3 separate regions of the Homo sapiens genome follow, and all the other regions are linked to region 3. A link is a contact called in ENCODE Hi-C data. All regions are on one chromosome and are shown on one strand. The core of a region is the stretch at or near the end of the contact, and the rest is flanking DNA. Distances in the headings are between cores, read along the strand shown. Region 1 holds the start of CNOT6L (CCR4-NOT transcription complex subunit 6 like). Region 2 holds the start of SCARB2 (scavenger receptor class B member 2). Region 3 holds the start of COX18 (cytochrome c oxidase assembly factor COX18).

Region 1 (3,580 bases), core at 987-3,486, 4.7 Mb after region 3:
CTATATAGAGGTTGAAAATTTTTTTCCAGGGCTACAAAACGAAAATCATAAAGAATAATGAAACTGAGAGATGGTCTATTTGAAAATATGAAAAAAAAATTAAGTATGACTATTTTTATAAATAACTAGGCTATTTTAATGACTATTTTTATTATTAGAAAAAAACTTCTTATATACATTAAAGTTTATATATATACCTTTTGTATACTGAAGGGCTCTGAAAGATTCCATTGTCTTTTTTACGTTATAGTTACTTAATATTGCTCTAAATAATTAATCATATTTGTGTTTGCAAAGGTTCTTCAATGCCCATAGTCAGGGCTGCAGGAGGCAGAACTAAAATTTAACTAAGCATCTACTACATGCCAAACATATGTTTTCTCATTCTATTCTCAAAACGACCTTACTATAAAGGTATTAGCTCTCTGTGACTGATAAAACTGTGGCTTATAGATATGTTACCTAAGGTCAAACAGCTAAGGAAAAATCACACAGCTGGGAGGCTAACTGAAGTCTGTAAAACAAGTCCTTTTCCCACTAACTACGTATGTTAAATTGTTTTTCCAGTAGTGGTAATAGAGAACAGCTCTTCGCCCCTCCTTCTCTTCCCTCCACTTCCCCGTGAACAGCATACACTATTTCTTTGTGAGACCAGGTGCAAAGAGCAATCTCTGGCCATGACACAGAGTACGGCCTACAAGGATCGAAACTGTATTATGCTTTTATCCACAGCACGGTTCTAGCTAAATGATCTAACTACATACAAATGTAATGAGGTTGGAGTAGAAAAGCACATTAGCAAATAATTATCCAAATGCCATTTGTATTTGGTTCTGAAATGTACTGTAGACCTATTGGCAGCAGGTTTATCTTTACAACTGGGTTTTGCTTAGGCTATTCTCAAAATAGCTTTCCAGCAGCACATACTGAGTAGACAACAGAGGTTGCTTGATCTAGTTTTTGGAGACTGAGGAAAACATGTTTGTTGAGCCTATCTTGATTGACAAGATAACTAGAGGCAATACGGTAAAATGTAACACTGTGCTTCCAATGTGTACAAACGGCTCAGCTAAACTCCCTGAACACAATCCACCTAAACAGTCTAAGCTCAATAGCCGACCGAGTTAAGCAGGATGACAGCTCCAGTAACTTCCTCTTCCTCACCCAGCTCCTCAGCTCGGCGGCGCGTACACGCCTCTCCCCCTAGGAGGCAGGATAAAACAATTTCAAATGCACAAAATCCATCCAATCCCACAGGCCAGGAAAGCCAGTTTCCCTTTCTTCCTCAGCCCTTCCAAGAAAATGTTTGTCTAATTAAAAAAAAAAAAATCTTACCAACGGCAAAGTATTTGCAACAAAAATCCAAAATATTTACTCAGTCCCTCCACACAGCCTTAGGGGAAGGATGAAAAGAAGGGAACACGACACCGCGTATTCCCAAGACTGACTGTTCTGATTCACTTTCCTCCCTCGGGTCCCACAGCCGGCCGGGCGAAGGCTTGCAGTTGGAACGCCAAAATAAGCCTTCGCCTCTCAGGAGACGCGGAGGCGGCCACGGCGACGGCAATCGGCGAGTCCCGCCTCCGACCCTCACCTGCCCAGGCCCGAGGCAGCGCCGTGGGCTCGCGCGGGCTCGCCGTCCCGGGAGGCGTCCGGGGAGGTGGGCGGGCGCCCAGGCAGTTAGGCCGCGCTGCAGGCCGGCGCGCTTCCTGCCGCGGCCGGGGAACGGCGGCCCCGGGATCAGCGGCGCGGCACCGACCAGCAGCTCTCCCAGCCCCGCTGCCGCGCGTGTGCCGCACTCACTCAGCCCTCCCCGGCCGGCCCCCTAGGAGCAGCTCTCACCTGCGAGGCTCGGGAGCCGCAGCCACAAAGCGGGAGGGACACGCCACTCTGGGGTCCCGGCCCCGGGCCACCCCCGACACACACACACACACACACACACACCCCGGAACCTTCGCCCGCCTCTGAAGAGACGCGGGTCAGCCCCGCCGCCCCCTCCAGTCACCCGACACACACCCACTCGCCGTGGGTCCTCGGGCCGCCTCCCCGCCCGCCAAAGTCCCAACTCGCACACCCACACGCACATTTGTCCCTCTCCCACCTCATTTCCCCGGGGACGCGCTCCTCTTCCCAACACTCTCGGTCCTACTCGGAGGCAAAAGAACACTCTACCTCATTCTCTTCCTCTGGCCCAGAAGCAACAGCAGCCATTTCCCCGCGGCAGGGGAAACACACACACAAACACGCGCGCGCGCGCGCACCAGGCCCCCACAGATGCTTCCCCTCCAGAGCCGCGGCCGCAGACGCAGACGCAAACACAAACACCCACGGCGGGCCTCGCTCCCGCCCGCCCCGAGGGGAAGCCGCGGCGGCACACAGGGCCCGTAACCGGGGCTCGCGGGCGGGCGCGCAGGGAACCCGGGCCCGGGGTCTCGGGGGGCCCGCGCCCCCTCCTCACCTGCATTCAGCGCGCCGGGGTCCGGGCGGCGGCGGCGGCGGCGGCGACGGGGCGGCTGGTGCTGGTGCTGCGGCGGCGGGGGAGGCGGCGGCGGCGGTGGCGGCGGGGCTGAGGGCAGCAAAGACATGCAGGCAGCCCGCCGGAGGGGAGAGGCACCGGCCGGAGGGGATGCGGGGCGGGCGGGCCGGGCCGGGCCGCCTGACGAACGGCAGAGGCGGCGGCGCGGAAGGCGGCTGAAGGGAGCGAGGAGACAGACCGGGGGTCGGGAAGGGGGACGAGGGCCGCGCCGCCGGGCTTCGAGGACAGTGACCCCAGGCGCGCAAGAGAGGCCCCGCGGCCGCGGCCGCCGGCGCGAAGGCCCCAGCCGAAGGAAGCTGCGCCCCCGCAGGGCCGGAGCCGCGGCTACTGCTCCGAGAGCCACGCAGAGCCTGGCCTTGGCCTTGGCCTCCTGGTGCTGGGGCTGCCGCCGCTGCGGGGGTTGCCGCTGCGCCGGGTGCTGCTGGGGCCGAGGTTGAACAGAGACGCCAGCTTTCGGTGCCTTCGCTCCCGCTCACACACGTTCACACCCCCGAGGGCCGGGGGAGAGGCGTCCGGGCGATATCGGTATTGAGATTAATAACAAGGTGCAGAGAGTGCGAGAACGAGGAGGGTTGATTGACGTGGAGGGGCTGGCGGGAGTCAGTCACTCCCCGGCGCGGAGGGTTGGGGTGAGGGGAAGGAGGCGGGGCGGTGACGGGGCGGAGCTCCTACGCAGCGCCTTGGCCCCGCCCCCCGTGCGCCGCGTTTTGTCGCGGTGAGCGCGCGGAGGCCCGGGCTTCTTAATGGTTTTCTGTTTTGCTCTGGCTGTTTTCTCACTCTTTTTTCCTGGCCTGAGCGAGGAGCGGGGCTGAGAAGAGTGGTAGAGTTTCAGAAACCCACATCCACAGAGCCTTGGCGAAGAGACGGGAAACCGCCTCACCCCGGGTTCTTGTGTGGGCGCTGTTTACTGCACCCTCCTCGCCCGAGGCGACCTGACAGCGAAGCAGAGCGTAGGTCTAGGTGGCTGAGACGCCAGGGGAGGTGAAGTGACCGAAGGAAATGTTTCCTGACATATTCGGTGGATTTTTTTTAAAAACATATAGC
Region 2 (3,165 bases), core at 162-2,661, 3.1 Mb after region 3:
GAAGATATCCATTGCCACCTGGAATAAAATAGCTTTACTGACTGGAGAGTGCAGTGATTCAAAGTAGACTAGGCCTGGGCTTTTTTATCTGGCCGCAGCAAGTGCAGACCAGTGGGAGAAATGAAGCGTGCAGTTATGGATGCTAACAAGAAAGGCTGCTGCTCCAGTGATTATTTTTCTTTTTTAAGGAAAAAATGATCCCAGTAATTCTCTTTTGTTCCTCTTTTGACACAGCTTGGTGGATGTGGGGGAAAGGGCAGATGAAATGACCAGTGAAATCAAAAGATGAAGTCTTCTTAAAGGACTGGCTCTCCAGCCCAATCATCTAGAGGAAGAGACAAGTTCAGATTCTTGTAGGGTATCTAAATGCATCTGTGCCTGAAAATTATGGCCGTTTGAGAAAAACAAGAATTCATGGTGAGACAAAGCAACACAGACTGTTGGTACAAGATACAAAGCCACTAAGTCAGCGTTCAGCAAAGACTGATGGATGAATTGTCACCCAGCCTAAAGGACTGGCCCAGCTACCAACTGCCCCTGCCCAGCCCAAGAGGGCAAGAACACAATAGACCGCACACCCACGTCTCATCCCCAGGCGCACACCACTTCAAAGGCTACAGCAAGCAGACAACATAACCTGCCTCTTCTGCGGTGTCTTTCATTCAGTTCTGTTTCTTCATGAAGTGGGAAGGAAACAAGTTTGGGCCCACCTGAGATTGGGGTGTAGACGGAAGGAGTGGGGAGAGATGCAAACGACAGAACACAACCGAAGGCCTTTTTAAAAGTCAGGATCCATAGCCTTACTTATCACTGTAAAGGGAACAGAGTCGGCTCCATCCTTCCTCATCCTTCTTTAACCCTCGCCTACCAAGCCCTGGAAGACAGGGACGCAAGAAGAGCTCTAGCGCGGAGGGTCTGCCTGAGTGCTGGTCTTTCCCATACAAGATGTAGCAGCAGGGATGGGAGGGTGAGCTGGACGACTCCACAACACACACACAGCCCGCCCCGCCTCACCTTCTCGATACTCTGGTCTACAGCCTTCTGGAAGACCCGGGCCACCAGCAGCGTGACGCTGGTCACCAGCAGGAGCAGGGACAACGTCCCCGCCGTGTAGAAGCAGCATCGGCCCATTCTGTGCGCCGCTCACGGGCCGGGCCGGGCCGCACCCGCCAGGGATCCAACTGCAAGGAGGGAGGAGCCGCCGCAGAGGCGTCGAAGACCCGGGACCCTTCGGCGCCACGCCCACGCCCTCCCGGCGCACGGTTCGTGCGCGCAGCTCTGGGCTCCGCGGCCTGGCGAGCGCGGCCCCGGGTGCACCGGGCGGATGGGGCCGCGGAGGGACGGGCCCGGACTCGGTTTCGGTTTCCTTCGCCGGGCAGCCGTGGCGCCCGCCTAGCGCAGCTCGGGAGAGTGCAGGGAGCGCGCAGGGACGTGACGTTCGCGGGCCGGGCTCGCCGCAACCCCGCGAGGCAACCGCCGGCGACTGCGCGGGGAGGCGGGCGGGGGCGGAGGCCGCAGTCATGTGCCCTGCGGCGGCGGCAGTGATTCGGCCCGCGCCCTCCCCGGCCGGTCCCCGGTGGCCCTGAGTGGCTGCGGCGCCTGAGCCAGGCCCGGCCTGGCCGCTCCCAGCGCCCTGCACCGCAGGCCCAGCGCTCGCCCCACCGAAATTGCCGAACCTGGTTCACACACTCATTTACTCATTCCGCAGATAGGTCTGAGGGCCTCCCATGGGCCACGCGCTGGGGATTCAAGGTGGCTGGGACATTCCCCTGCTCTAGAGGCGCTCGCAAGTTAGCGGGGACACCGTTACCGCAATTACAACACAATGTAGCAAGTGCTTCTACCAGGTGCCTGCTGAGATCATGCCAGCAAGCATGTTCTGCCTGGATGACCTAGGGCCCCACATTGAACTGGGGCCTGGGGGATGCATAAGTTTGTCACGTAAGGGGCATGTGCAAGAATGGAAGATGTGCAAAAAAGGGAGGAGGAGGCATTTCACGGAGAAGGAAACGGTGAGCAAAGGCATTGGGGGTGAAAGAGCAAAACCTGTAGGAAGCAAGAAGGAAGTTCCTTTTGACTGTAGGCTCAGGTGTTCAGGGGGTGGAGTCGGAGGTGTTGAGGCCCCAAGAGGTCAGACTTTGAAGGGCTCTTGGTATCCTGTTAAAGATGTGGAAGTTGGGAAGGAGCTTAAAGCAGGCATCGCTGGTGTTCTTGCCTGCTTTGCTCACTGTGGTGTCCCAGACACCCAGGACCAAGACCTGCACACAGCCAGGACTCAAGAAGTGTTCGTTAAATGAGTGTTTCTTCTACGCCAGCCCTTTACTAGTTTCTTTGCACAGTTCTACTCATTTAATACCCTTGGCAGTCCTATGAATAGGAGGTTGTGTTTGTCCCAGTCCTCCAGAAACAGTCCCAGATGGGGGTACTATGCAAGAGAGTTTTGAGGGAAAACAGGGAGCTGGACCTGGGATGCAGGTGTGATCCTTGTGAAGGAAAGAGGCAAGCAAGGAAGGAAGGTTGGGTGGAAGGAAGCATTTGATATATATACAGTCCATGTATAAAAAGTTCAGCAAGGCCATTGGGGTGGGGAATCCTTTAGCCAAATGGGCTTGTCCCAGAAGTCTGGCATCTCCCAGAAAGAGGCCCGCCTTAGTATCCCTGCTGTGCTCAGTCATGAGCTGGGAGCAGCCTTAGGAAGCTGGCCTTTGCAGCAACCTAGGGATAAATATCAGGGTATGGATTTCAGCAGAGCTCAGCAGTTGAGGCGGAGCCATTGGTCAGTTATGCTATCTACACTGCAAGATCCAAGAAGTACATTTTCTTGGCAACTATAGTGTATTATCCTCATTTTACACTCAAGAACACTGGGGCTCTGAGTTAAGTAACCTAACAAGCTCAACTGGTTGCTGAGTGGTGGATCCTGCTTGAACCAGGATGTAGGGCTGGCTGTTGGCTTCCAAAACCCTCACTTTTTCTACTCTGCGCATTGCTGCATCCCGATCTGTCACTAATGAGAATCTGAGGACAGCAAATCAGTTAGGAGGCTTTGTTGAGGACTTGGTGAGATAGCATGATGGTTTAAAAATGGTGGCAAATTATTTGTTACTCCTTTCGTTGAGAGGTGGGGTCTATACTTTCTCGCTTTGAATTTGGGCAGGTTTTAGC
Region 3 (3,314 bases), core at 761-3,260:
GGTGCCTACCTGTTAATCCCAGCTACCTGGGAGGCTGAGGGAGGAGAATCGCTTGAACCTGGGAGGCAGAGGTTGTGATGAGCCGAGATCACACCATTGCACTCCAGACTGGGCACCAAGAGCAAAACTCCGTCTCAAAAAAAAAAAAAAAAAAAAAAAATATATATATATATATATATAAAAAAAGAAATACTTTACTGCCAAAACTACAGAATACTCAAACTTATAATTAACATCACAATTTATGTATGTGTGTGTGTGTGTGTGTGTGTGTGTGTGTGTGTATGTGTGCGTATGGTCTTACGTGGATATAATTAGCTTACCTGGCATCTCTTTTGGACCACCCCAACTGATTTGCACGAACTGCAACTTCTTGGTTAAGATGCCTGGCAATAGTTTTTATTTCTGGCTGCAAATTTTCCACCTAGCTAAAAAATAGGTTTTGTTATGAGCACATAAAGGATCTTTATTCATAATGACTCATAATCTTTCACATTATTCCCTCGAGTCATTTAAAAATGTAGTTTACTGATCATATCAAGAAATCTTAATTCTAAGCACAAGATGTTAATTTGCTTAAAATGTCCTCAGTCACAACCAAATTCACAATGCATACTTATCCATGTGATCCTGTGCAAGTAACTTAACCTCTAAAATCATGTTCCCTCACATATAAAATATATAACAGCACCTACTTCACAGGGTTACAAATATTAGATAAGAACTGCACCCTGGGCTTTACTGTTCCATCTCTACATTTCCTAGTAACGTAAGCGGAGAAAACAGCAGTTTGTTAAGAACCTTTAATACACTGTGATAGCCACAAATCAAAAGTAAAAATAGCATTTATTCCTGCCCTGTGCTCATTCTTCCTGTAAAATGGCTCACTGCCTTAATGTTGCTGCTGATTCCGTTCCTGTTTTGTTTCCGGTTTTTTTTCCCCATGCTCACAACCTGAAAACAAGAAAGCCACTATTTTTGAAATATCCCATTTGAATAATCAAGCACTTTAACCCGTATTATCTGACTTGCTCTGATAACGCTGTGAAGTAGGCAAGGAAGGTACTGCTAGCCTGATTCCTCAGAAAAAAGGATTCAGCATTAAAAGGTCAAGTAACTGCGACCAACCAGACACAGTCTTAGTCGGGTCTGGAGAGGAAACAAGTTCGCAAACTGTTAGTCTAGTAGTTTCTTCCTAATAAGAAAGACCAGCTGGAATACTTTGGGACGAAAGACACTGCAGACATACTGGCTATTAAAACTTTTAAGACATAAATTTTGTAGGTTTCGCCAACACAATTTCTTCTGCGACTGATTTCTTTGTCTCCGTTCCCCGAGAGCAAGTATAGTAACCACTTGTGCTTGGAGCACAAATCCAGTAAGACAAAAGAAATGACAGGTACACGTGTCACAAAGTATCTTATTTAACACACCTAATGCTAGTTCAATTTTTTTTAACGCTAAAATGGTCACAATGAAATGGTCACGATGATTAAACACTAAGCACTGCAGAAGGCAACATCGTGCGATCGAAAACCCTGAGTGAATGTCGGCCTTCCTCCGCCGCAGGGGTTGCAGCGCAGGGTACGCGCACGGCTCGGCGCCCCTCACCTTGGCCAGGATGTAGTGCTGGTAGGCTGCCAAAGGCAGCGTGACAGCACCCCGTAAGGCCACGGTGGAGAGCAGAATGCTGCCCCACCAGGGCAGGCCCGTGGCGGCGTGCACGCCGAGCAGTACTTCCTCCGCAACCCGCACCGGCGAAGACGCGGCCAGGGCCTCGTACCAGCCGTTCGCATGTACTGCAGAGACTGGTGCCACTGCCCACACTGGGAGAGTGGGGCGCTTGGCGCCGCTCGTAGGAACCGGCGCAAGCGGCAGGTCCCTAGCCCAAAGCTGCAGGGCAGGGAGCGGCCGCAGCCACCGACCGCCGAGCCGGCACAGCATTTCTGCACCACGGCGGAGCCCAGATCCCGGGCCTCACAATCCAGCGGACATACACCGGCCAGCCAAGGCTGATACGCGCACGCGCCAGCAACAGCGGGCATAAAGCGCATGCGCGCCTGCCTGCAGCCGCGATTGACCTTCCCAGTCAAGCCGGTGACGTCTTGCGTCGCAGTGGATGTGACGCAAGAGATAGGAAAGTCCCGCCTTTCCCACGCGGCACTGGACAGGCCTACTGCGCACACGCGAAAGTTTCCCGCTGCTAGGGTGTAGTTAGTCCGAGGCCGGACCAAAACTGCAGAGACATGGGTGGAGCCTGCTGCCCTCCGCCAGGCTGGGTGTTCTTTAGGGAGCTCTCGCCTTGTAAAGTTCATCTACACCGTGTAACTTACCATTCTTTTTCACTAAAGCTAATAGTCATTTGTAGTGGAATTATCCTTGCTCGGTTTTTTGTGACCAGAAGCTGATCCCCAACCTCTTTACGTGCACCTGATTGCTTCCGTTAGCGATTACGATAGATTATCATACTCAAGAGTCACACGTTGCTAAAGTACCTGCTTGTAGAGAGACGCATGTTTCTTGCTGACTCTGAGTGTTAAGCACGAGGGATAGTTCAGTCTCTTGTAGATTTAATTGGCCCATCTGTTCCAGTTAGTATTTGGACCACCAACTGCAAACTGAATTTCTTCGGTGTTTTGTCTTCCATGATAAATAGCAGCAAAAATCTTATAGTAAAAGTATCATCTCTTTATTTAAGGGAAACTATCACTGGCAGTACGGTGAATTCCTTGAGTTTACTTGTATCCTATATAAGCTTTAAAGAGCCTGAACAGCAGCACTGGCTGTCTTCTGGTTTAAAGGAATACGTTGAATCTACATGGACTATATAGTTTTAACTTTTGTGTTCCTGGAAACAACAAAATGGAATGTTGTGGAGGAGTTTCCTCACCGAAGGGTCACCCCTAGACTACAGACTAAAATATGTTGTGAGGAGTAAACCTTGATTTTTATTTATTTATTTATTTACTTACTTAGGAAAAGAAGCCTCCAACAATGTTGGGTAATGTCAAACGCCAGCTATTGTTTGCCCTTCACTGTGCACCTAACCAAGGGTACCCTACGATAACTTTCTCAGGATTCTGGAATTCATCTGCTTTCCAAACTGACTGATAAATCTATACATGAATTTTTAAATGTGTTTAAACACACAGCACAACACACACTATATATAAACTTTTTCTAAAAGAAAAACCTACCAATCTATTTCTTTATCCATTTATTAAGCTAACAAAAAAGCCATCAGTTGCTACTGACTACTGTTCAGCTGTTCATAATCTGAACAGAATTTTAAAGTTATTTTTGCTAGACACAGT

Evidence for each region. A loop is a pair of places that touch in the nucleus more often than their neighbours do. Pooled maps may share reads with other maps.
Region 1: a loop to region 3 is called in a pooled map, with 24 times the contacts of the local background. The contact joins the promoter of CNOT6L here to the promoter of COX18 in region 3. A Hi-C loop is called at or near these places in 10 of 50 pooled maps.
Region 2: a pooled map shows a loop between it and region 3 (12-fold over the local background). The contact joins the promoter of SCARB2 here to the promoter of COX18 in region 3. A Hi-C loop is called at or near these places in 7 of 50 pooled maps.

Annotation. Positions count from the first base shown.
Region 1 is chr4:77,817,132-77,820,711 of GRCh38, forward strand. CNOT6L (CCR4-NOT transcription complex subunit 6 like) reads right to left here and starts at 2,237. Exons shown (of 12, transcript NM_144571.3): 1 at 2,173-2,237. The coding sequence starts at 2,177. RefSeq lists silencers at 1,534-1,933, 2,014-2,083, 2,574-2,673, 2,714-2,873, 3,134-3,283.
Region 2 is chr4:76,212,413-76,215,577 of GRCh38, forward strand. It overlaps SCARB2 (scavenger receptor class B member 2), which reads right to left and starts at 1,412. Exons shown (of 12, transcript NM_005506.4): 1 at 1,015-1,412. The coding sequence starts at 1,131. It also overlaps a transcript of FAM47E not described here. RefSeq lists silencers at 813-1,217, 1,131-1,750.
Region 3 is chr4:73,067,706-73,071,019 of GRCh38, forward strand. It overlaps COX18 (cytochrome c oxidase assembly factor COX18), which reads right to left and starts at 2,011. Exons shown (of 6, transcript NM_001297732.2): 1 at 1,612-2,011; 2 at 324-424. The coding sequence starts at 1,944. LOC112268467 (a long non-coding RNA gene) reads left to right here and starts at 2,241. Exons shown (of 2, transcript XR_002959797.2): 1 at 2,241-2,324. RefSeq lists enhancers at 1,330-1,845, 1,780-2,299, 1,846-2,362.